Regions from separate parts of the Mus musculus genome. Here all the other regions are linked to region 1. A link is a loop called in an ENCODE intact Hi-C map of the cell type or tissue named here. Cell type or tissue: left cerebral cortex. All regions are shown on one strand. Each heading gives the region's core, and the rest is flanking DNA. Links, peaks and the distances in the headings are about the cores only.

Evidence for each region. Peaks named below come from ENCODE experiments on the same cell type or tissue, not always from the same donor. Only the 100,000 strongest peaks of a DNase experiment are listed, where the experiment ranks them.
Region 2: it touches region 1 in a loop (9-fold over the local background); 19 of 42 quality-filtered maps call a loop at or near these places.
Region 3: it touches region 1 in a loop (2.6-fold over the local background); 17 of 42 quality-filtered maps call a loop at or near these places.

What each region holds. Positions count from the first base shown.
Region 1 is chr4:133,306,850-133,314,058 of GRCm38, forward strand. It overlaps Wdtc1 (WD and tetratricopeptide repeats 1), which reads right to left. Exons shown (of 16, transcript NM_199306.4): 4 at 6,911-6,957; 5 at 6,458-6,569; 6 at 1,900-2,087. Among named protein-coding and RNA genes, the nearest start is that of Wdtc1, 29 kb to the right of the region's middle. In left cerebral cortex, for the core only: CTCF peaks have their summits at 686 (motif pointing right) and 3,274 (motif pointing right); a DNase peak (open chromatin) is centred at 3,281; H3K27ac peaks cover 452 bases.
Region 2 is chr4:133,448,586-133,455,794 of GRCm38, forward strand. No RefSeq gene overlaps it. Among named protein-coding and RNA genes, the nearest start is that of Gm42322, 12 kb to the left of the region's middle. In left cerebral cortex, for the core only: CTCF peaks have their summits at 1,384 (motif pointing left) and 3,174 (motif pointing left); DNase peaks (open chromatin) are centred at 1,336 and 3,165.
Region 3 is chr4:133,416,229-133,423,437 of GRCm38, forward strand. It overlaps Slc9a1 (solute carrier family 9 (sodium/hydrogen exchanger), member 1), which reads left to right. Exons shown (of 12, transcript NM_016981.3): 4 at 53-270; 5 at 1,672-1,874; 6 at 3,226-3,315; 7 at 3,697-3,767; 8 at 3,874-4,047; 9 at 4,277-4,391; 10 at 4,558-4,659; 11 at 5,274-5,346; 12 at 5,759-7,209. The coding sequence ends at 6,099. Among named protein-coding and RNA genes, the nearest start is that of 1700091J24Rik, 15 kb to the right of the region's middle. In left cerebral cortex, for the core only: a CTCF peak has its summit at 3,583 (motif pointing left); a DNase peak (open chromatin) is centred at 3,583.

The DNA of each region.
Region 1 (7,209 bases), core at 685-5,684:
GTGAGGATAAGAACAACCTGAGGATTTATCTGGGATGTAAGAGGCCATGAGTTTGACTCCCAGTACCCCAAAGGGAAAAAGAAAAAAGGGCAATAATGCCATCCGTGTCTGAAGGGAACAGGGCAAACAGGCAAACACACAGGACACTGGAACAGGGAGGGAGACCCACTTCCTGTCTGCTGGGGGAAAGACCAGGTGAAAGGAGGCATAGTAAGATCTTTTCTTTTTTCTTTTTTTTTTTTTTCCATTTTTTATTAGGTATTTAGCTCATTTACGTAAGATCTTTTCTTAAAAACCAATCAATGAGGGGCTGGAGAGATGGCTCAGTGGTTAAGAGCAATGATTGCTCTTCCAGAGGTCCTGAGTTCAAATCTAGACAACCACATGGTGACTCACAAACATCCATAATAAGATCTGATGCCCTCTTCTGGGGTGTCTGAAGATAGCGACAGTGTACTTACATATAATAAATAAATAAATCTTTAAAAAAAAAAACAATCAATGAGCCAAACAAAAACCTCCAAGCTCCAAGGACCTGCTTTGTGATGGTCCATCCTAATCTACTTTCAGGGAACAAGGGCTACATGCAGGCAAGAGAACTGAGCTTACCTGAAAGCCAGGGCCAGTCCCTCAAGTCCTGCTAGGGCTGAGGGACAGTTCTGCTGCACTACACAGATCCTCCAGAAGGGGGCATGGCACCGCCCATTCACTCAGCCGCTTCTTGCCTAGCTGGCTCAAAAGCCTCACATAGTTAACTGGTTCTTCTCAGCCATCCTAACTGCAATACTCTTCCTAAAATAGTCTGACATCGTTCTGCCACTTGATACCTACAGCCTGAGTTAAGTTTATCAAACCCCACAGTCTGACTTTAAGACCCAGTCTCACACACCTCGCCTTCCTCAGCTTTCTATGTGGGCCAATTATAACTACAGCCTTTCTCTTCCCTCTCTCTGCACTAGGGTTGGATCTAGGGCTTCACATGTTGCATGTCACTCCCCCTGCCTGCACAGCACCTACTCGGGTGGGGAATCCACTCTTGTCTCTTCTTGCCCATCAACTGTCTGCTCTTGAAGCCCAGCTCATATTCACACACTGCTGGGATATTTCTGCTGCCTGTGGCTCTGCCCAGGTCGGTCCTCAGGATTCTTGCTGATGCTCAGGTTGCTTGGCTTCTGCTAGCTGGGCCTGACAGCAAGGCGGTCTGTTAGTCAGCAAGCGCCTCCTGAGCACGCCACGGATTAAGCACTGTGTGTTTTGCATGAACGTTTTCAGCTATCATACTCGGATCAACAAAGGAGATATCATGATTATTCCTATTTTACAGAGACTAAAGTTCTGGGGTGCGGTGGCCTTTTACACTTAACACTGAGAGAGATCTAGGGCTGGACTTGTTCTGCCTTGCTTCAGAGACCCGCTTGTAACCGCATTGAAATGAGTTTACTTAATGAATGGTGCATGCTCACACACCTAGCTGCTTAGGAAGCAGAGGGTGGATCCTCGCTCATAACAACAGAGCGGGGCAGACTGAGGTCGGGCACACATGGCATCTCAGGACTCCAGTAGCTGAGGAGCTGAACCCCAGCTCCAGAGCAAGCCCCATCTCAGCATCCAACCATCCTGTCAAACAGGGGTTTTGTCACTTAGCTCAGTGGTAGAAAATTTATCTGGGATGTAAGAGGCCATGAGTTTGACTCCCAGTACCCCAAAGGGAAAAAGAAAGAAGGGTAATAATGCCATCCGTGTCTGAAGGGAACAGGGCAAACAGGCAAACACACAGGACACTGGAACAGGGAGGAGACCCACTTCCTGTCTGCTGGGGGAAAGACCAGGTGGAAGGAAGCATTGCAGCAGAGCCACTGAAGCGGAGCACATACAGTAATTTCATGCAGAGATCCTTACCGGATAAGCCCATCCTCTGCGGCGCTCCAGAACGTGTTAGGCCACATGGGCGCCGTGGCAATGCGCTTCACCCGGTTTGTGTGGTCTCCAAACATGTGGATCGTCTCCTTTACCGTAAGGTCGTGGACGTGCACCTTGGAGTCAGCTGCCCCCGTGATCAAAATGCGGTCTCCAGCATGAGGCAGGAACTGCTCACAAGAGATCAAATGATTGGCAGGAGATAGGAGAGAGCTGGCTACTGAAGGAGAATGGCCTGGGTGTCAGCGCGCCTTCTCCCTCTCGTATCACTAAGTTTGTAAGAGCTCACCAAAGTGAGCCTGGCTATCGAGCAGCAGCCGATCAGCACAGAAGTTCAGTCAGGATCTGCACTTCGTGCAGTCGGAGTGGTCACCATGCACGCCGAGCTGCGCTGCCTAAGGAGCCCTTTTTTCTGACTCCTCTCCAGATAGGAACTGAGTGGATGATAATTCTCGCTATCCCTTACTAAGAATTCCCAAATTAGGGGCTGGGTGTGTCTCTTCGAGGTGAGCACCCACTTAGTATGTGTAAAAACCAAAGTTTAATCCTGAGCATAGGAGAAGGAGAAACCTTTAAGGGTCATGGCTAAGGGCATAGCTTACTGGCAGACCACATGTGTGACATCCTTGATGTTCTAGGTTCAATTCTAGCACCAAAATAAAGCAGAGCAAGCAACCAACCACTGAGTTTCAGAACACCGCAAGGCTGTTCAAACCCAGACTGGGGCTTTATATATCCACCCACCCACCCACCCACCTACATCTCAGTTCATCCACATGTCCGGCCATCCAGGTTTGGATTAAAAAGCAATTCCCATCTTTTGACCTAAACTCCTAATTCTATGAAAGATCCAAAGGATCCAAAAGAGAAAATGGGATCTAGGCAAAAAATGTTCAGCCAAATACTCCTTATAGAGCAAACAGTGGGAAGAGTGCAGATGTTGGGCTGTGGAGAAGGGCTGGCCACTATAAGACTACTACCATCACCCCAGTCAAGTGAAGAACGTAACATTCCAGATGACACGAAGAAAACCTCTCTCCCTCCCTGTCCCTTTGTGTGTGTCTGTTTGTCTATCTCCCCTCCTTCCTTCCCTGTACTGAAGACAGATCAGATACTGGCATGGAGAAAGGCAGGCAGCTGCTCTACCACAGAGCTATATCCCAGCTCTCCCTTTTGATTTTTATTTGGAAGAGAAAACAAAAATGCTCTTCTGCTTTGTCACTTAGAAATAGGAATATATAAACTTATTTTTAGGGGCATGCCTCAATCTTTATTCTTGTCTGGAGGCAGCATAGATTCCAGCCACAGCAAAAATAGGTGAAGTAAGCCCTCAGTGCTGCCTTGCTTGCAATGTGCCGCAGCTGCCACCAGGGGGAGCGCCTGGACGGAATATGATGAATGCCCAGAGGCAGTGTTTTCACTAAGTCCATGGAAAAGGAGGCTTTTCTTAAACAAACTGGAAAGAGTGCAGTGGGTGATGGCACTTGCCACACAAGCCTGGTGACTTGAAATCAAGCCTGGGGTCCCATAAAAAGGAAGGAGAGGATCAACTCCACCAAGCTGTCCTTTGGCTTCCTCACATTCCCCCGTCCCATATCACACACCTATATCATAATACATTGCTGAAAATGTATTTTTAGTGGGTGGTGGTGGTGCACCCCTTTAATCCCAGCACTCAGGAGGCAGAGCCAAGCAGATCTCTGTGTGTTCAAGGCCAGCTTAGTCTTTACAAAGCAAGTTCCAGGACAGCCAAAACTGTTGCACAGTGAAATCCTATCCCAAACAAACAAACAAACAAACAAACAAACAAAACAAAACCAAAAACAAAAAACCTACCACCACCACCAAAAACAAAAAAGAAAAAGAGGTGTTTTATTTAAACCACCAAAACTGGGCTGGTGAGATGGCTTAGCAGGTAAGAGGGACGGCTGCTCTTCTGAAGGTCCTGAGTTCAAATCCTAGCAACCACATGGTGGCTCACAAACATCTGTAATGAGATCTGACACCCTCTTCTGGTGTGTCTGAAGACAGGTACAGTGTACTTGTCTTTATTTATAATAATAAATCTTTGGGCCAGAGCAAGCAGGGATTAAGCAAGCGAGGCCGACCAGAGAGAGCAGAGGTCCTAAATTCAATTCCCAACAACCACATGAAGGTTCACAACCATCTGTACAGCTACAGTGTACTCATATACATAAAATAAATAAAATCTTAACACTAAAAACACTAGAAGGTTGTGAACAACTACTGTCAAAATATAATCTTGGAAGGTGACCACAGACGTACTGCAGCGTCTTTCCCACACATCAGAACCACAAACCAAGCTCCAGTTGTTCTGCTTCTAGAACAATCCCAGGCACTCACCCGCAGAGGTGAGAGAGAGGGAGTGAGGCAGAACTCAGGGTGATGAGGCTCAGAGCTCCCTGAGGTGGCTCTGGTTTCAGGTAGAGTCACTGCTCTTAAGGAGACAGCCGCACACTCGTGGGCCCACAGATATAAATAAATATACAACGGCAGGGCTGACAAGCCCTTTCCTCACAGGTCACTTCAGATCCAATGTGCCCAGCGACAGGTCACCTCAGTGCAAAAACCCTGCTTCTGGGAGTGGGGCACCAAGGCTCTGCACCCACAGATCTCCAAAGAAACAACGAATGATAAGCATGCAGGATTGTCCTTCCAAGCAAAGATGTAAAACCTGTTCTTTCATCTTGTGTTATCTGTTGGGCCAGGTCATGTTAAGCTACTACAATCAGGACAAGAGGTGGCTAGTAGTCTAAATGACCCTCACAGCCAGGGCCTCCCCAAGGCCCCGCAACCAGGACCAGAGGTGGCTAATAGCCTAAAAAAGCCCTATGCTATTTGTATGACTAAGACCAGGTCAGAGCACTGCTTAGGCCCTTAAGCTAGTGTAGGTAGCCGAGAACCAACCCATCCTCTTGGAAGAAATGGCATGTACCCCAAGTCGAGTTTCAATGTAATTACAATGTCCATGTACACCAGGGATTGTATTATACCAGGAAACTTTTTTTCCAGATTAAACTATGGTTAAATCTGAGGGCTAAAGCCCCTGGCATCAGACTTCCCAAATCTCCATCCAGGTTGATGGTCAATGGGAACCAGGTTCTCACCTCTTCGTGGTTCAAACTCCCTGCCTGACACCCCCCAGAGACCCCCTCCCTCTGACACTTCTCCAGAGGCTGTTCAGGCCAGACATGGTGGCACATGCCTTTAATCCTAGCATTCAGGAGGCAGAGGCAGGTGGATGTCTATGAGTTTGAGAGCAGCCTGGTCTACAGAGTGAAACCCTGCCTTAAAAAAGCAAATAAAAACAACTTTCTTCAATGACCCCACGCATTAGGGGCTCTTTCCTCTCCAGACCCACATGTAATTCTAAGGCCTAACAGCCACGGCTGGGTTTGCTCTCTGGGATCAAGACCTAACCTCTGTGCACAGGGATGAAAAGACTGTCAACTGTAGGCAGTAAAGTGCTGGCATCCATGAAGCCCTAGGTTCTGCCCTCAGCACCATATAAGCTTATGGTAAAGCACTCAGAGGAGGCCCAGCGGAGGGCTAGAAGTTCACAGTCATGCTCAGCCAAGGACCAGAGGTTCCAGCCTGGAATTAAAGGAGACTTGTCTCACAGGGACAGGGCTCCAAGGTCTGTAGGGTCCTCCCCACCTCCTCTCAGCTAAATTCCCTTTTATCAAGGGAAAAGATTCATTTCCTAGGGGCTGGAGAGATGGTTCAGCGGTTAAGAGCACCGACTGCTCTCCCAGAGGTCCTGAGTTCAAATCCCAGCAACCACATGGTGGCTCACAGCCATCTGTAATGGGATCTGATGCCCTCTTCTGGTGTGTCTGAAGACAGAGACAATGTATTTATTTATTTATTTTTAAAGATTTATTTATTATATGTAAATACACTGTAGCTGTCTTCAGACACACCAGAAAAGGGAGTCAGATCTCATTACAGATGGTTGTGAGCCACCATGTGGTTGCTGGGATTTGAACTCAGGACCTCTGGAAGAGCAGTTGGGTGCTCTTACCTGCTGAGCCATCTCACCAGCCCGAGACAGTGTATTTAAATAAAACAAACAAATAAATCTTTTTTTTTTTTTTTAAGATTCATTTCCTAGGCCAAGGTAGAAGATCTATGCTAGGTGTTTTTGTTTTTGTTTTCTCTAAGATCTATGAATGTTTTGCACGTCTGCCCTTGGAGGTCAGAAATGGAGTCCGATCTGCTGAACTGGATTAAGCCCCCATGGAGTTCTGGGAATAGGGCGAAAGGCAAGAACTGACTCATGCCAGTGTTCTCATGCCCTCCACATGTATGAGGACATACATGCACAGCATGGCAAATGTGTCCTCCCACACTAACAAATGTATACAGATTTAATAAATATAAATGGATCCTGAGTTGGCCCATGGTTTTGAGAAGAACAGAGAAAAAGAGACCACTCTCCAATGTTCACAGCACAGGACATGCTATACCATACAACCACCCCACAGCCCAGGCCTGCCACGGGGCTTGTTTGGCTCACCTTGACAGAGAAGATATTTGCTGTGTGTCCTGTGTGCATGGACAGCAGCTTCTTGTGGTGCAGTGGGTCCCACACAATGGTGTGCTGGTCGTCGGAACCAGACGCCAGCAGGCTGAGGGTAGAATTAGGAACTCTGACTTCTCAAGGTCCCCGCTACCTCTTCCCCATTCCCAGGGGATAGGAGTTGGGCACAGATAACTCAAAGGACAGTAGATGTTGCAGGTTAGCTTATAAATATTACTAGATTATATTTTACTTTGTTAAGAATCTCCAATATTCTCCCAATACATTGGCTTACAGTAAAACAGGGCTTGGATGTTACCCAAGCTTCTATCTATACTTGAGTTACTAGTCAAACTGTATTGACAGTCATGAGATAAGCTTAGGATGGCACAGAACGGAGCCCATCTCCGCTGCTCTGGCCCCTCCCTTGCCCCTGCAGGTCATACTTACTCTCCTTTCTCATTCCACTCCAGACAGTTGACACAGCCTGAGTGTCCCTGGGGGAGGAAACAGAGGGTTAAGAAATGCACAGTTCCCTGGGAAGCTCAATGCCAAGAGCTTAGGGTTAGGCAAGCAAACCACCCTACCTTCAGCATCTGCCAGGGACCTGTGGGGGGCAGAACGAAAATGCTCCCCTTTACAGCATATAAAGTGCTTTCCCACGCACTGTCAGTGGACACTCAACACGAGTTAGTAAGGCGGGTTTCTTCTATCCCACCTTGCAGGAAATTCATACATAGAAACTATAA
Region 2 (7,209 bases), core at 1,289-6,288, 140 kb after region 1:
CACAGCACTGGGGGTGGGACTCGCCCTAACTCACTCCGTCTCCATGGTGGGAAAGCCCTGTCCAGTCCCCCCAGGGAACTAGTGCCTCCTTTAGGAAGACCGCACTCCACAGCTATCCTCAGACCCTGTGAGGACCCCATCACAGACCTCATCTTGTGATTGTGTGTGTGTGTGTGTGTGTGTGTTAGAGTCGCTAGGGAACACACCCAGACACCAAATTCTCAGCACAAAGGAAGTTTATTACCCCAGAGGGACAAGCAAGGGGCGTGCCGCCTCTGGATCAGACCACGGCAGTAGCAGGTGTGTCTGCAGAAATAGTTTTTAATGAGGGAAGGGGAAGTCTGTGCTAAGACCTGATTGGACAGCTTAGCTGGTGTAGGCAAAAAATGAATGTTGATAGCTGGGCCTTGGTGTTTAGTCTCAAGAATGAATAGGTGGCTAAATAAGGGAATAGACCTTGGGGGCAAGCTTTAGGAATGTAATCTCGTGGTTTAGCAAGGCAGAGGGAAGGGCCAAAGCAGACAGCGCCATGTTTGCCATGATTGGGCCTGTTAGAGAGCCCTTCAATGATGGCCGCCCACTGCCCCTGTTGGTGCCCCCATCCCTGGGCTGGCTGAGGAAGGCATTTTACTCCAGTACACTCTGCCTGCTAAATTGAGGTGGGTGGAGTCTGAGATGTTCCTGCAGCCTCTGGGAAGCTGGGCAGATCCCGAGGAGCTAATTTTTCATGCTGTGGAGCTCAGAGGAAGTTCAAGGACAGGACAGGGCAAGCAGATGGTGAGACACAAGGAACATTCCAGCCATCTTCTGACCTCAGACGTGATAGCTCACGCCTGCAATCCCAGCACTGGGAAAGCTAGGCAGGAGGCAATATTGCCATGTCTGTGAGTTGTGGGCCAATGTAGTGAGGGCATCTCCCACAGTCTGGACAGCCCTTGAGGAAGGGGAGAGGAAGCTACTTAATACCTGTGAAGTCAGGAGGGCTTGAGGGAGGTTATGGAATTAAAGTCTGTTAGTCAACCTCCAATGAGAATTTTCCAGAAAGAGAGACCGCAAGGAGGCAGGTGGAGGGGGAGTGTGTAACACGGTGAGATGACAGAATTCAGCCACTTGCAGCGAGTGGGCACCTGCTCTCTCTAGGGAAGCGCAGGCAGGAGCTGAGGGCACGGAGAACACGGAAAATGTGACACGTCCATCTGCATGTTTCTGGTACTTAAAAGAATGACTGAGTCCGTGATCAGTCAGATTCGTGGCCCTGCGTCATTCTGCAGTCATGCAACCAGACTCGTGGAGGTCAGCAAGGGTCAAAATTTAGGTGGGCTCACGAGGTACCACTGCATGAATTCCAACCGCAACAGCCGAGCATCTGTCAGAGCGCCACCTGCTGGCTGATACTGACTGTGGCCAGAATTGAAAGTTTGTTGCCTGAATGGGGAAGGGGACTCCCTTCAAATGACCTGTCCCACTAAAAAATAACTAGTGCTTGATTCATCCTGACCCTCCTGAGGGTCAGCCAACATAAACAACAAACGAAAGAAGGGGGTGTTGTGGTGTGTGCCTATAATCCCAACCCTTGGGAGGTAAAATCAGGAGGGATCATGATTTCAAGGCCAGCCTAGGCTACATAGTGAGGCTATTCCTAAAGCAAAAATAAAACAGTCATACGCCTTGCAACAGGCAAAAAGGTCTCCCGGTGCCTGTTCTCCTGGAGAAAGGTTGAACATTAGTGACCTTCAATGCTTCATTCTCTAGAGGAGGGGGTGTGCTCTGGGTTGGCTGACTCTATAACTGTGTAGGGATAAAACCAACTTATGGAAAACCTATGGTGGATAGAGAGGGTGGATGGGTTAGCTGTTAAGAGCACTGGATAGTCCTGGAGAGGACCAGAAATTGTTTCCCAGCACTTATGGGCAGCTCCCACTACCTGTAGCTCCACTTCCAGGGAATCTGCTGCCTGCCCCCTTCTGGTCTCCACTGGCACGTCATACATTCCTACACATAACACACACACACACACACACACACACACACACAGAAAAACCTTTTTTTTTTTTAAATCGTAATGTGCCAGGAGATGGTTGCACACACCTTTAATCCCAGCACTTGGGAGGCAGAGGCAGACAGATCTCTGAGTTCGAAGCCAGCCTGGTCTACAGAGTGAGTTCTAGGACAGATAAGACTACATGGAGAAACCTTGTTTTCATGGATGGATAGATAGATAACAATTTAAACGACTCCTCTTTAGGAGAAATAACACTTATTGGAAAGGTCAAGTTCACATTTAAAATTATCACATTGTCTTTCTGGCTCCTTATTAACGAGCAAATTCACAAAAGTCTTTGGCATGGGCTCACTGTTTTATTTGTATAAGGGTTTTGAGTTAACCTTATTGGAAATTATGTTTGTTTTAATACAGGTGTCGTGACACACACCTGTAATCTCAGAATTTGGAGGTCAAAGCAGAAGGCATGGGAGTTCGAGGTCATCCTCAGCTAAGAAGGGAATTTGAGGCTAGCCTGGGGTACATAAGATTCTGTCTCACAAAACTGAAAAGAAAGAAAGCCAGGTGTGGTGGCGCACACCTTTAATCCTAGCACTTGGGAGGCAGAGGCAGCCGGGACTACAGAGTGAGTTCCAGGACAGCCAGGGCTACACAGAGAAACCCTGTCTCAAAAAAAAAAAAAAAAAAAAAAAAAGGAAAGAAAAGAAAGAAAGGGTCACAGAGAGATGGCCAGATGGCCAGGCAGTTAGGAGCACTGGCTACTCCTAAGTTGTTTTGTTTTGTTGAAAAAAGATCTTCATATGCAGCTGAAGCTGAACTCCATTTGAGATCCTCCTGCCTCAGACACACATATAAAAGGCCACAGAAAGAAGTCTCGTTTAACTTTGGCACACTTTCCATTCCTCTGGAAGGAATGGGGACTGCTCAGAAGAAAATGACCCCAACACTGGAAGACTGAGGACAAAGTCAGTGACCGGATGCTTGAACATAAACAAGAAAACCCACCAGATAAATTGAGAGGGGGAGAGAGGATGGAGTGACTGGACTGTCCCCTGACTCTAGCAGGAGCTGGCTACCTACTTGTTTGGTCTCTACTTTTGAACTAAAAACTTCCTCCAAGAATGACGTCCGGAATCCCTCACCAACCGGGATCTTGGCGCCACCCTGTGGCTATTTCTGGAACTGCGCATCTATATTGATCCAGCTCTAGCTAAAGGCAAATTGCACCTTTCTCGTGTACATTGTCTCTTTTCTCGTTTCCTGTTCTCCTTTTCTTTTTTCTTTCGGCACTGGGTACGAATCCTGGGTCTCTTCACTTGCCAGACAAGTGCTCTGCCACAGAGCTACACTGTCACTCAGTCTTCTCTTTCTATTTATTGAGCACTGACTGTATGCTAGGTTCTGTGCTAGTGGTTCCTTCAGTGTAGCCTTTATAGTCCAGCAATGCTCTCACTTTATAGACGTGGAAGATGAGTCACAGAAAAGCTAAAGGTTCAATAAGAGACCCTGCCTTAAAAATAAGGGGGAGCACATTTGAGAAAGGCACCCAGTCACCCTCTGGCCTCGGTGCGCGTACGCACACTTACACACTGTATTGGTTTCTTTTCTTTCCTTTTGGGTTTTCGAGACAGGGTTTCTCTGTGTCGCCTTGGCTGTCCTGGAGCTCACTCTGTAGACCAGGCTGGCCTCGAACTCAGAAATCCGCCTGCCTCTGCCTCCCAAGTGCTGGGATTAAAGGTGTGCGACACCACGCCCACGCCCAATGGTACTTTCCTCTTAAGAACAGAAATTTGCCTGCCTCTGCCTCCCAAGTGCTGGGATTAAAGGCGTGAGCCACCATACCCGGTTTGGTTACTTTTCTGTTGCTGTGATAAAAGCCGAGGCACCTATAGAAGGAACACTTTAGGGTTAGGGACTCCAGAGGGAGGACAGTCCATTGTGGCGAGGACTGTGGCAGCAGGTGCCAGACACGGAGCCAAGAACAGGAAAGCTCACAATTGAACTGTAAACAGGAAACAGACAGAGCAAACTGGGAATGACAAGAGTCACTTCCTCCAAGGCCAGCATGCCCCCTAGGCCTCCCCGCAAACAGTGCCACCAACTGGGAACCAAGTATTCACAAGGCTGAGACTATAGGGGACATCTCATTAGAACCACCACACAGGCACACACACACACACACACACACACACACACACACACACACACACACACACGCATGCACACACGAGGACACTCACGAGCACACACGCTCTAAGGAAGACAGAGGAGAAGATGAAAACAGTCCAGCTGGTAAAAACACTTGCAACCCAAACCCAGTGGCACGAGCCAGGTCCCCAGAACCCACGTAAAATTCGGTGGCACACATCCACAACCATAGCATGCCTGTGGCAAGACGGGAGGCAGAGAGAGGCGAATCAGCTAGCAGCTCCGGGGCCAGCCAGCCTGCAGCTCACAGCATGGCTGAAAAGGCTGCCAGAGGCCCTGCCTCAAAACCAAGGTGGATGGTGGGAAACTGTCCTCTGACTCCACACCTGCACCTATGCACACATACACCAAATACTATCATTTTCTTAAAGGCTTTTTTTTTTTCAAGACAAGGTTTCTCTGTGTAGCCCTGACTGTCTTGGAACTCTCTCTGTAGACCATGTTGGCTTCAAACTCAGAGTTCTGCCTGCCTCTGCCTAAGGCACGTATCACCATGGCTGGCTAAAGACTTATTTTCTTTAGATCTAAACTGAAAAAAAAAATAAAAATAAAAAACAAAAAACAACAAAAAAAAACCTTTTATGTTCTATATAGGACTTTTTCCTGCATGGATGTCTGTGTACCATGTGAATGCCTGGTGCCTGCGGAGGCCAGAATCACACATCAGATCCCCTGGAATTGGGGTTACAGATGGTTATGAACCACTGTGTGTGTGAGCTCTAGGAATCAAACCTGAGACCTTTACCATAGCAGCCAGTGCTCTTAACTGCCGAGCCATCTGTCCAGCCAAATTCGGTTTATTTTTAATTACATGTCTCTCTGTGGATATATGCGGGTATCTGCAGAGGCCAGAAGAGGATGTCAGGAGGCAGCCAATAGGGTGCTGGGAACTCTGATCTCAGGGCCTCTGCAAGAGCAGCAAGTATGTTTGGCTTGGCTTCTTGGTGTTGGCTGATTGGTTGCTTTTTTGAATCAGTGTTTCTCTGTATAGCCCTGGCTATTCTGGAGCTTGCTCTGTAGACCAGGCTGGCCTCAAACTCAGAGATCTGCCTGCTTAAAGGTGTGCACCACCACACCTGGCTTTACAGTACACAGTGTTAACTGCTGAGCCACTTCTCCACCCCCTGCCCCTGAGACATCTCTCCAGCCCCCCACACATTCTTTTTCTTTTCTTTCTTTCTTTTTTTTTAAACAATCTGATATTTTTTCTTTTTAATTACATTTTATTTACTTATTTTCTGCATGCAGAGAAGAGGGGTACCTGTGCCACCAAACTGCTGTGGAGGTCATAGGACAAGTTTTCAGAGTTGGTTCTCTCCTCCTGCTATGTGAGACATGGGACTTGAACTCAGGTTGTCAGGCTTGGAGGCAAGCACCTTTCTCCAGCGTCAGTTTCTATTTCTAACAATTTCTTAAAGATGGGGGGTAGGAGGGTCGGAGCTAGACATGCAAATGTACAAAGCAGGAAAATTGTGAGCTTGAGGCCTGGGCTTAACACAGAGGGCTTGGGGGAGGGGAGAGAGGGGAGCACAGTAAAACTATCTAGGAGGAGGAGGAAGAGGAGAAGAAGGAGGAGGAGGAGGAGGAGAAGGAGGAGGAGGAGAAGAAGAAGAAGAAGAAGAAGAAGAAGAAGAAGAAGAAGAAGAAGAAGAAGAAGAAGAAGAAGAAGAAGAAGAAGAAGAAGAAGAAGTAGTGGTGGAGGAGGCAGAAGAAGAAGAAGGAGAAGAGGAAGAGGAGGAAGAGGAAGAGGAGGAAGAGGGAGAGGAAGAAGAAGAAGAAGAGGAAGGGGAAGGGAAGGGAAGGGAAGGGAAGAGAAGGGAAGGGGAGGGGAGGGGAGGGGAGGGAAGGGGAGGGGAGGGGAGGGAAGGGGAGGGGAGGGAATATGCTTTACAGTTTCAAATAGGGTAGTACGAAAAACTTATTTCAAAGAGATCTTTGTCCATGTGTGTGATGTATGCCTTTAACCCCAGCATCTAGGAGGCAGAGGTAGGCGGGTCTCTGAGTTTTATGCCAGCCTGGTCTACGTAACAAATTCCAGGATAGCCTGGTCTACATAGTGGGACTCTGTCTCAAAAAGAGAAAGAGAGAGAGTGCGCCTTTGAATAGAAATGTAGGGTATGGTGGGCTGGGCCATGAGGCTCTGAGGGAGGGATGTCTCAAGTACCCAGGGCAGTAAGTACAAAGGCCCTGGGGTAGCATGGGAATGCAGGCAGCTAGGTTTCTGAGTGGGTGGAAATGGGTCAATGGGGCTCAGAGGAAGCTGTGGCCTCTGTAACAGAGACACACACGGAGAGAGGAGGCACGGACTGCCTGTCTCCAGCTTTGAGTTTGTGTCCCATTACCCAACCACACCTCCTGCAGTGCAGAGGAATTAATATTTTCTATAAATCCTGTAATTATCCCGTGAATAGCACAATTACGCTGCGTTACATTTTGTGCCTGTTCTAAGCTTTCATTTGCTAGATGTAAACATTTAAAATGCGCCGTGCTCTCTGCAAGCTCTCACTTATTTATTTATTTTTAATACAATGGAGACCTAAAATGAGAAGTGACAGGGGTTCCTCTTGACCTCCAAGGGGCTCTGGGAAGAAGGCTGGCGCTCACACCCACACACAGCACACAGCTTCCCACCCTCATATTAACCCTCAGCCACCACAGAGCCCAGCCAGGGCTAAGCGGCTGAGACCTAGTCCCCTACCAGCTCAGGGTGACCTTGGGCAAGTCACCACAGCATTTTCCCTCGCTCTCTCTCTCTCTCTCTCCTGGCCCCTGACACTTTAATAACACAACTCATTTTAGCATTCATGGTCCATTTTAGCAAAATGAGCAGAGGTTAGTGTGCCCATCACAAACAGGTAAACTGAGGCTCTGAGAGGTTTGGCTGCTGTGCAAGAAGTCTGAGGGAGAGAGAGAGGAGGTAGAAAGTGTGGCTCAGGGGTGCGAGGCTTCCAGGGGTCCATCCTCAGCAGAGCAAGAAGAAGAGAGAAGGGTAGAAGAGA
Region 3 (7,209 bases), core at 1,289-6,288, 110 kb after region 1:
CAGCCTGGACTGTCAGCCTGTAACCTTGCACCCCGTTCTTCTTCACCCCAAGCCTCATCGCCTCAGGAGTAGTGATGCGCCCCTATGTGGAGGCCAACATCTCCCACAAATCCCACACCACCATCAAGTACTTCCTGAAGATGTGGAGCAGCGTCAGTGAGACCCTCATCTTCATCTTCCTCGGCGTCTCCACTGTGGCCGGCTCCCACCAGTGGAACTGGACCTTCGTCATCAGCACCCTGCTCTTCTGCCTCATCGCCCGGGTGCTGGGTAAGGGCCAGGCCCAGGCCAGGGAGGGGAGAGAGAGAGAGAGAGGGAGAGAGAGAGAGAGAGAGAGAGAGAGAGAGAGAGAGAGAGAGAGAGAGAGAGAGAAACAGTATACACGTGACTGTAGGGAGAGGAGCTGGGCTATGGAGTAGCTATGTGTAATATAGTGTGGGGCTAGGTTGTGGGTTTGTAAGTGTGTTGATGTTTCTAAGAGCTGCACTGTGTCTGTGTGTAGTACTGTTTGTGTCTACGTAGTAATGTGTCTAAGAGCTGGGCTGTATTGTATGGTATCATATCATATGTAGAGAGGATAGGCTGAGTGCCCACTACGGTGTATTGAGGGGCTGGCCTGTGGGGTCTCTATAGTACAGTGTGTGGAGGAACTAAGTGCGGGTGTCTAGTACAGTGTGTCGGGGTGTCTGTAGTATAGCATATGGAGGGGCTGGTGAGATATGTAGAGTGCAGTATGTCCCTGTCCCTGTCCCTTCTGAATGGCTCTGGGTGCTCCCATTGCTTCTCTGCAACGCTGACACCATTTGAGAGCATTAGGGAGAAGCCGCATGCCTGCCTCCTGCTCACGTGGAGGCTCCGCAGACACTGTCGCAGAAAGTTATGGTGAAGGGCCTCTAGACTCTCCAAAAGCCTGGTGGCTCTCAGGTCCTCAACCCAGCCTGGAACCCTGAGCCAAGTGTTCTGTTGTCATGGCGCACGTGTCCAAAGCTACCAGGCTAGTGTCACCCATGGAATCGGGTCTGTGGGCTCTGCCCTTGTGCTAGATTCTCCTGGCCTCCATGGCCAGGCCGCTGCTGCATTCTCTATCTTACTCCCTTTTCCGCACACGTGCACTTAGGAGCCAGAGGTCCACCGTATGTTCCCCCATCCACAGTTTTTAAGGTTTGTTTGTTTGTTTGTTTAGGGTTGTTAGTTGTTTGTGACGGGATCTTACTATACAGATCAGGCTGGCCTAGAACTCTTGGTGATTCTTTTGCCTCAGCCTCCCAAGTGCTGGGATCTCAGCTGTGAACTGCCCAGATCCAGGGCAAGCACTCTCTGCATCCCTCCTCACAGCCTACACTTCGAAACAGTGGTTCACTATGAACAATTCCCAGTCTCTAGAAAAGTAGAGACAATAGGGTAATTATTTCCCACCTGTTTTAATAAGTTCAAACTCAGTACCAGGATTGTTTCCTCCAGTCCCTTGACCTGTACCCCGTGAAGGCCTCTGGGATATTCAGAACAAATGCAGGTTGAGGAACCCTTTAAAGACCTACCAAGGTTTTGGATGAGTGAGCTGGAGTTCCTGGGCTGCGGGACCCAGGAACCGAGTGAGCTGGTTGGACGGTTGGACGTAGTGGGAGGAGCTTCCTGGACCGCCTGACCTCTCCTCCGCCTGCTCCCTGGCAGGTGTCCTGGTCCTGACCTGGTTCATCAACAAGTTCCGCATTGTCAAGCTGACCCCCAAGGACCAGTTCATCATTGCCTATGGGGGCCTGCGAGGGGCCATCGCCTTCTCGCTGGGCTACCTCCTGGACAAGAAGCACTTCCCCATGTGTGACCTGTTCCTCACCGCCATCATCACCGTCATCTTTTTCACCGTCTTTGTGCAGGTGCTGGGCCTGGGGTGGGCAGACCCCTGCCTGGGGGCCCCGACTTTTGTGGTAGAAAAAAAAAAGGCTGTGGGCATGCTGTCACTAGCTTGCCGCATGACTTTGGGCAAGCCGTCCCCCTTTGAGGCCTCAGTTCTCAGCTGTGACAATGAGAAGTCAATCAGTATATGAAGTGACGAATGTTGCCCAACTTGAGTAAGAGCCACTGGAGTGACGTGGGTAGCAGCCGGCAGGCCCAAGATCTACTGCCCCATCATGGTAGGGCTGAGTGGCATCATGGTTTAGCATCTGCAGCAGTTCAGCATAGGCGGCCGGACAGTCTCCTGAGTCAGGAAGGCCTGGACTCAGCCTAACGTTCTACTAGCTGTTTCCTGGGAAGGCGTGCCTGTCTGCAGTGAGGAGTCGGGGCTAGCTGGTTACAGCCCCTACAGCCTGCTGGCCCATGACTTCTGGGCTTTAAATGACCCAGGCTTAGCAGGCTTCCGCCCTGTCTCTAGCTGTCCACGAGGGAGGCCTGTGTGTGATAGTGCATACTGCTGACCCTCGGCTGACTGGCCCAGAGCAGGTGAGAGGCTGTTGGGCCTCTGTTTCTCTCCCATCCTCTACCTCCCACCCTGGGCACAAGCACTCATGGTGTGAGGTGCGACACACCTCTGCCTTCTCATGAGAAAAGACATGGGGAGACCTCTTGGAAGGGGGTGCAGTTCCTGTCCTTTTGCAGGAGAGAGCTCCTCCATGCCCTCCTGCGCTATCCTCAGAAACCCTGCTTCCCCTCAGCTTTGCTGTGGGTGTTCCATGGGTGACAGTACCATCACGGTGACCCAGCCAGCCTGACTCGGGGTCTGCTGCTTCTGTGGGGCCATAGGGAATCACTCAGCCCCGCTGCCACTCAGTTTCCACAGCTGTAAAATGGGAGCATCTCTCAGGGATAGTGCAGATACTGAGGCACAGATACTAGTCAATCGTGGAGAGTCTGACGGAGGCAGGGCAGAGGGGCTCCGTCTACAGGGCCTGACCCCAGCAGTGAGGCTGGGAGCATCTCTCAGGGATAGTGCAGATACTGAGGCACAGATACTAGTCAATCGTGGAGAGTCTGACGGAGGCAGGGCAGAGGGGCTCCGTCTACAGGGCCTGACCCCAGCAGTGAGGCTTGGTCCACTGGCTGACCTATCAGGAAGAAGTGGCCTTTAAAGGCCTGCCTTGCTTTGCATGCTGAGGTAGGGAGACTGAGAACCTCAAAGGGGAGACCCTCCTTGCCTGGGGGTGGGGGGCCTTCGAGGAGAAGGGTGGTTCCTCCACCTCTCTGTCAGGAGAGCAGAACCAGATTGTCTGACACCCACCTGCCCTCCAGGGCATGACCATTCGGCCCCTGGTCGACCTGTTGGCCGTGAAGAAAAAGCAAGAAACAAAGCGCTCCATCAACGAGGAGATCCACACACAGGTACCGGGGGCTGGGCTGGGCCTTGGGTTGCAGAGGTTTGTGGAGCCGAGGCAGAGCTGGGCCTTAAGCCCGCCTTCCCTTATCTCAGTGCCAGGTTGTCTTGGCCCCTTGGGCCCCCTTCCAGGCTCTAGCTGAAGGGACAGTGTGGTGTGAGCGCTTGGGAGCCCAGGAGGCTCTGTCATTAGGTTCAAGTGGGTTCTGAGAAGGGGACTCACCAGAGTGTGGCCTGGGCTTCAGGAGGAGTAACGGGAAGGCGCCACCTCCTGGCTCTTCCTGGAACTGTAGGGGGCAGGCTAAGCGGAGCCATAGTTGGGGAAAAGGTGGGTGGAGTGGGGAAGGAGGCCAGCAGTAAGGCTTGACCTGGCCCTGGGCCCATTTCAGTTCCTGGACCACCTTCTGACAGGCATCGAGGACATCTGTGGTCATTATGGCCACCATCACTGGAAGGACAAGTAGGTGAAGGTCTGGTGGGCAGGAGGGTGGGAAGGACATTTAAGGGTCCTTGGGGAACGTCCTCGTGCCTAGGAACTAGCCCCCTCCGTCTCCCTCGTCCCACAGGCTCAACCGTTTTAATAAGAAGTATGTGAAGAAGTGCCTGATAGCAGGAGAGCGCTCCAAAGAGCCCCAGCTCATTGCCTTCTACCACAAGATGGAGATGAAGCAGGCCATTGAGCTGGTGGAGAGCGGAGGCATGGGCAAGATCCCATCTGCTGTCTCCACTGTCTCTATGCAGTGAGTACCACTGGCAGATCTGGGCAGCATCTCTACCCCATGCTAGCTCCCTCAGCCTAGCCTGAGATGGACTCCAGGGCTACGCTGTTGCCTAGCTGGTCAAGTTGGGCTTGAGGTCCTTGCGGCCATTCTAAGGACTTGGGACATTGGCAACCCACCCCTGGGCTTTTGACCCCAGCATGGCCTTGTGCTGTCAAAGAGAGACCTAACCTGTGTTCTGTTGTCCCAGGAACATCCACCCCAAGGCTGTGACTTCAGACCGCATCTTGCCAGCACTGTCCAAGGACAAGGAGGAAGAGATCCGCAAAATCTTGAGGAGCAATCTGCAGAAAACCCGGCAACGGGTGAGGTCCCGTCTCAGCCTGGCCCTCCTTAGCTTCTCTCCTGTGTGCACCCTCGGCACCTCCTCCGCCCTTCTCCTGCCTCCCACACCGCCAGAGCCTCTCTGGCTCTGGCCTCCCAGCCTGGATTCTGAGCCCTCTCCTGCTCTGATGGCTGTTCCCCCCTCAGCTGCGGTCCTATAACAGACACACGCTGGTGGCCGACCCCTACGAGGAAGCCTGGAACCAGATGCTGCTCCGGAGGCAGAAGGCCCGGCAGCTGGAGCAGAAGGTGCGTTGCCGGGCTCTGTCCAGCTCCTCTTCGGGCACGCACCGAGCTACTTTAGAAACAGACAGGGAGGTTTGTTAACGGGGTAAGAGTTTGGGCTTTATCCTAGAGGAGTGACTGTCGGGGAAAGAGAAAGGAGTGAGCGTGAGGGACACAGGAAGGGACACTAGTAAGACGTGGTGACTGGGTTACCAGTTTGAAGTGGGGCCACTGGGGAGGTAGAGGTCCAGCGTGGCCAAGAAGGAGCACCGTGTGCTGAAAAGCAAGGCGCTGAGCTCAGTCTCGGTGCGCTGGGTTTGCGACACCCAGGGTGCACAGGACTTAGGTATGCTGCCTGGGTTGGTTTTTGTTTTTATTGTTATTGTTCTATTTTTGTTTTAATCTGAAACCTTGGGGATCAGGTGTGGGGTGGAGGCAAAGCTAGAGAAGAATCGATGTGTCTGAGATTCTCAGAAAGCTAGCACGGCTTTCTGGGAGCCTGGGACAAGGCCCTGGAAGGCCCTGAAGCGCCGGTGTGGGTGGCCAGCACACTCTCAGTGAGAGCCTGCTGCCTGCGTGTCTGGCAGAGGACTTCTGCCAGCCCACCGTCCACTCAACCTGTCCTCTCTCTCTGTCAGATCACCAACTACCTGACAGTACCGGCCCACAAGCTGGACTCGCCCACCCTGTCTCGGGCCCGCATAGGCTCAGGTAAAGAGCTAAAGAAGGGCCCTCAGGCGGGACAGGCCTCAGAGAGGCAACGGGAAGTTAGTTTTTCCCCAGGAGCTTCATTTGTATCTAGAGGGCTGGGTGTGTTAACAGAGAGGGCAGCATAGCCTACCTGTCAAACCCGGGCACAAAGGGACTGCCTGGGTTCAGGATGGGGACTGTGATGGAGCTGTGACACAGAGCACCATGGCAGGGATGGAGAGGCAGTGGGAGTCCTTGTCCAGGGGGAAGAGCATCTGGTAACAGAGCGGTCACTCAGGAAACTGTGGATCCCAGAGACATGATTGCCTTCATTGGAAGGTCTGAGGGACACTAGCACAGGCTGAGGGCTGTTGAGGTGTGGCCATCCCATCAGGGCTCAGGGACAGAACCTGTCTATGCTCTCAATCCACAGACCCACTGGCCTATGAACCCAAGGCAGACCTGCCTGTCATCACCATTGACCCGGCCTCCCCACAGTCCCCTGAGTCTGTGGACCTGGTGAACGAGGAGTTGAAGGGCAAGGTCCTAGGGCTAAACCGGGGTCCCAGGGTGACTCCGGAGGAGGAGGAGGAAGATGAGGACGGCATCATCATGATTCGGAGCAAGGAGCCCTCATCCCCAGGCACCGACGACGTCTTCACCCCTGGATCAAGTGACAGCCCCAGCTCCCAGAGAATACAACGCTGCCTCAGTGACCCAGGCCCCCACCCTGAGCCTGGGGAGGGAGAGCCTTTCATCCCCAAAGGACAGTAGAGCCAGGCTAGTGGGTGTCCCACAGACTCTCCCACGAGAGTGGGGGCTGGGCGCTCCTCTTGTCTCCTGACCTGGATTGGCTCTGCCCCCTTCCTCCGCATGGCAGCTGGGCCCACAGCCCCCACTGCAGCACGGCTTGCCCCTGCCTCCTGGGAAGGGTCCTCTCCTACAGAACTGCCTTCCCAATCCATCCATTTGGCGGACGGCTGGGCTGCTGAGGCAGGCCCCGCCCCATCTCTAGATCCAGGCTCTCCCATAGTGGAACCAGGGCTCCTCAAGGCCCTCCTTCCCTCCAGCCCCTCCTCATCCAGACCAACTCTCCATCCTTGATCATCATTTCTAACCAAAGAGCCACTGGCTCCACTGTGGTCCCAGCAGGAAAGGAGGGAGCTGAGCCTTCCGTGGCCGTGACTGGGCCCCTGTATCAGAGGACAGCAGGCCTGTGGCTGGGAAACAGACCCGTGACCCATAGCAGAGCTGCCCACGGCAGCGCCACGGTTCTCCCGCTAGCCTCGGTGCTCTGGCCACCACCCGAGCTGTCCTTACTCAGAGCTGCGGGCTGAGGGCGTCTCTGAGCTTCTCTGCTGGGCGCTGGGGCACATTCGACAGTGACATGATTGGGGTGATGAGGACCACTGGGCCTTAGTGGGGCTTACACGGGAGGGACTGTCCGAGGCGCTGGAAAGTGTCCTCTACTTACACTTGGCTTATTTGCACCTCACTGTAAGTATGATTCTGTTTGCACAGAGGCACTCTTGTTTTCAGACCCTTTGAGTCCCCCATGCCAGTCAGAGCTCTGCCCTTTCCCCCTCGTCCTTCCTCGTGTCTAACACCGTCCCTTAAATGGAACCTCTGCTGCTGGGGGCCCTTGCCCACAGCACCGATTCTGATGTGGCCCAACCTGTCATGACTCAAGCTCACCAGCAGGGGGCCTCCTGGTACCTCCTTTGCTCTTGGGCCTGCTTTTACTTCTGTTGGCCAGTTCTACCACCACCCCTTATCTGGACCACTCTCTTTCCTGCATTCTGTAGAGTAGAAAGTACTGGACCCCCTAGAGGCCTTTGCTCACAGGCACACACTCCCTACCGCCACCATGGCTGGGGCCAAGCC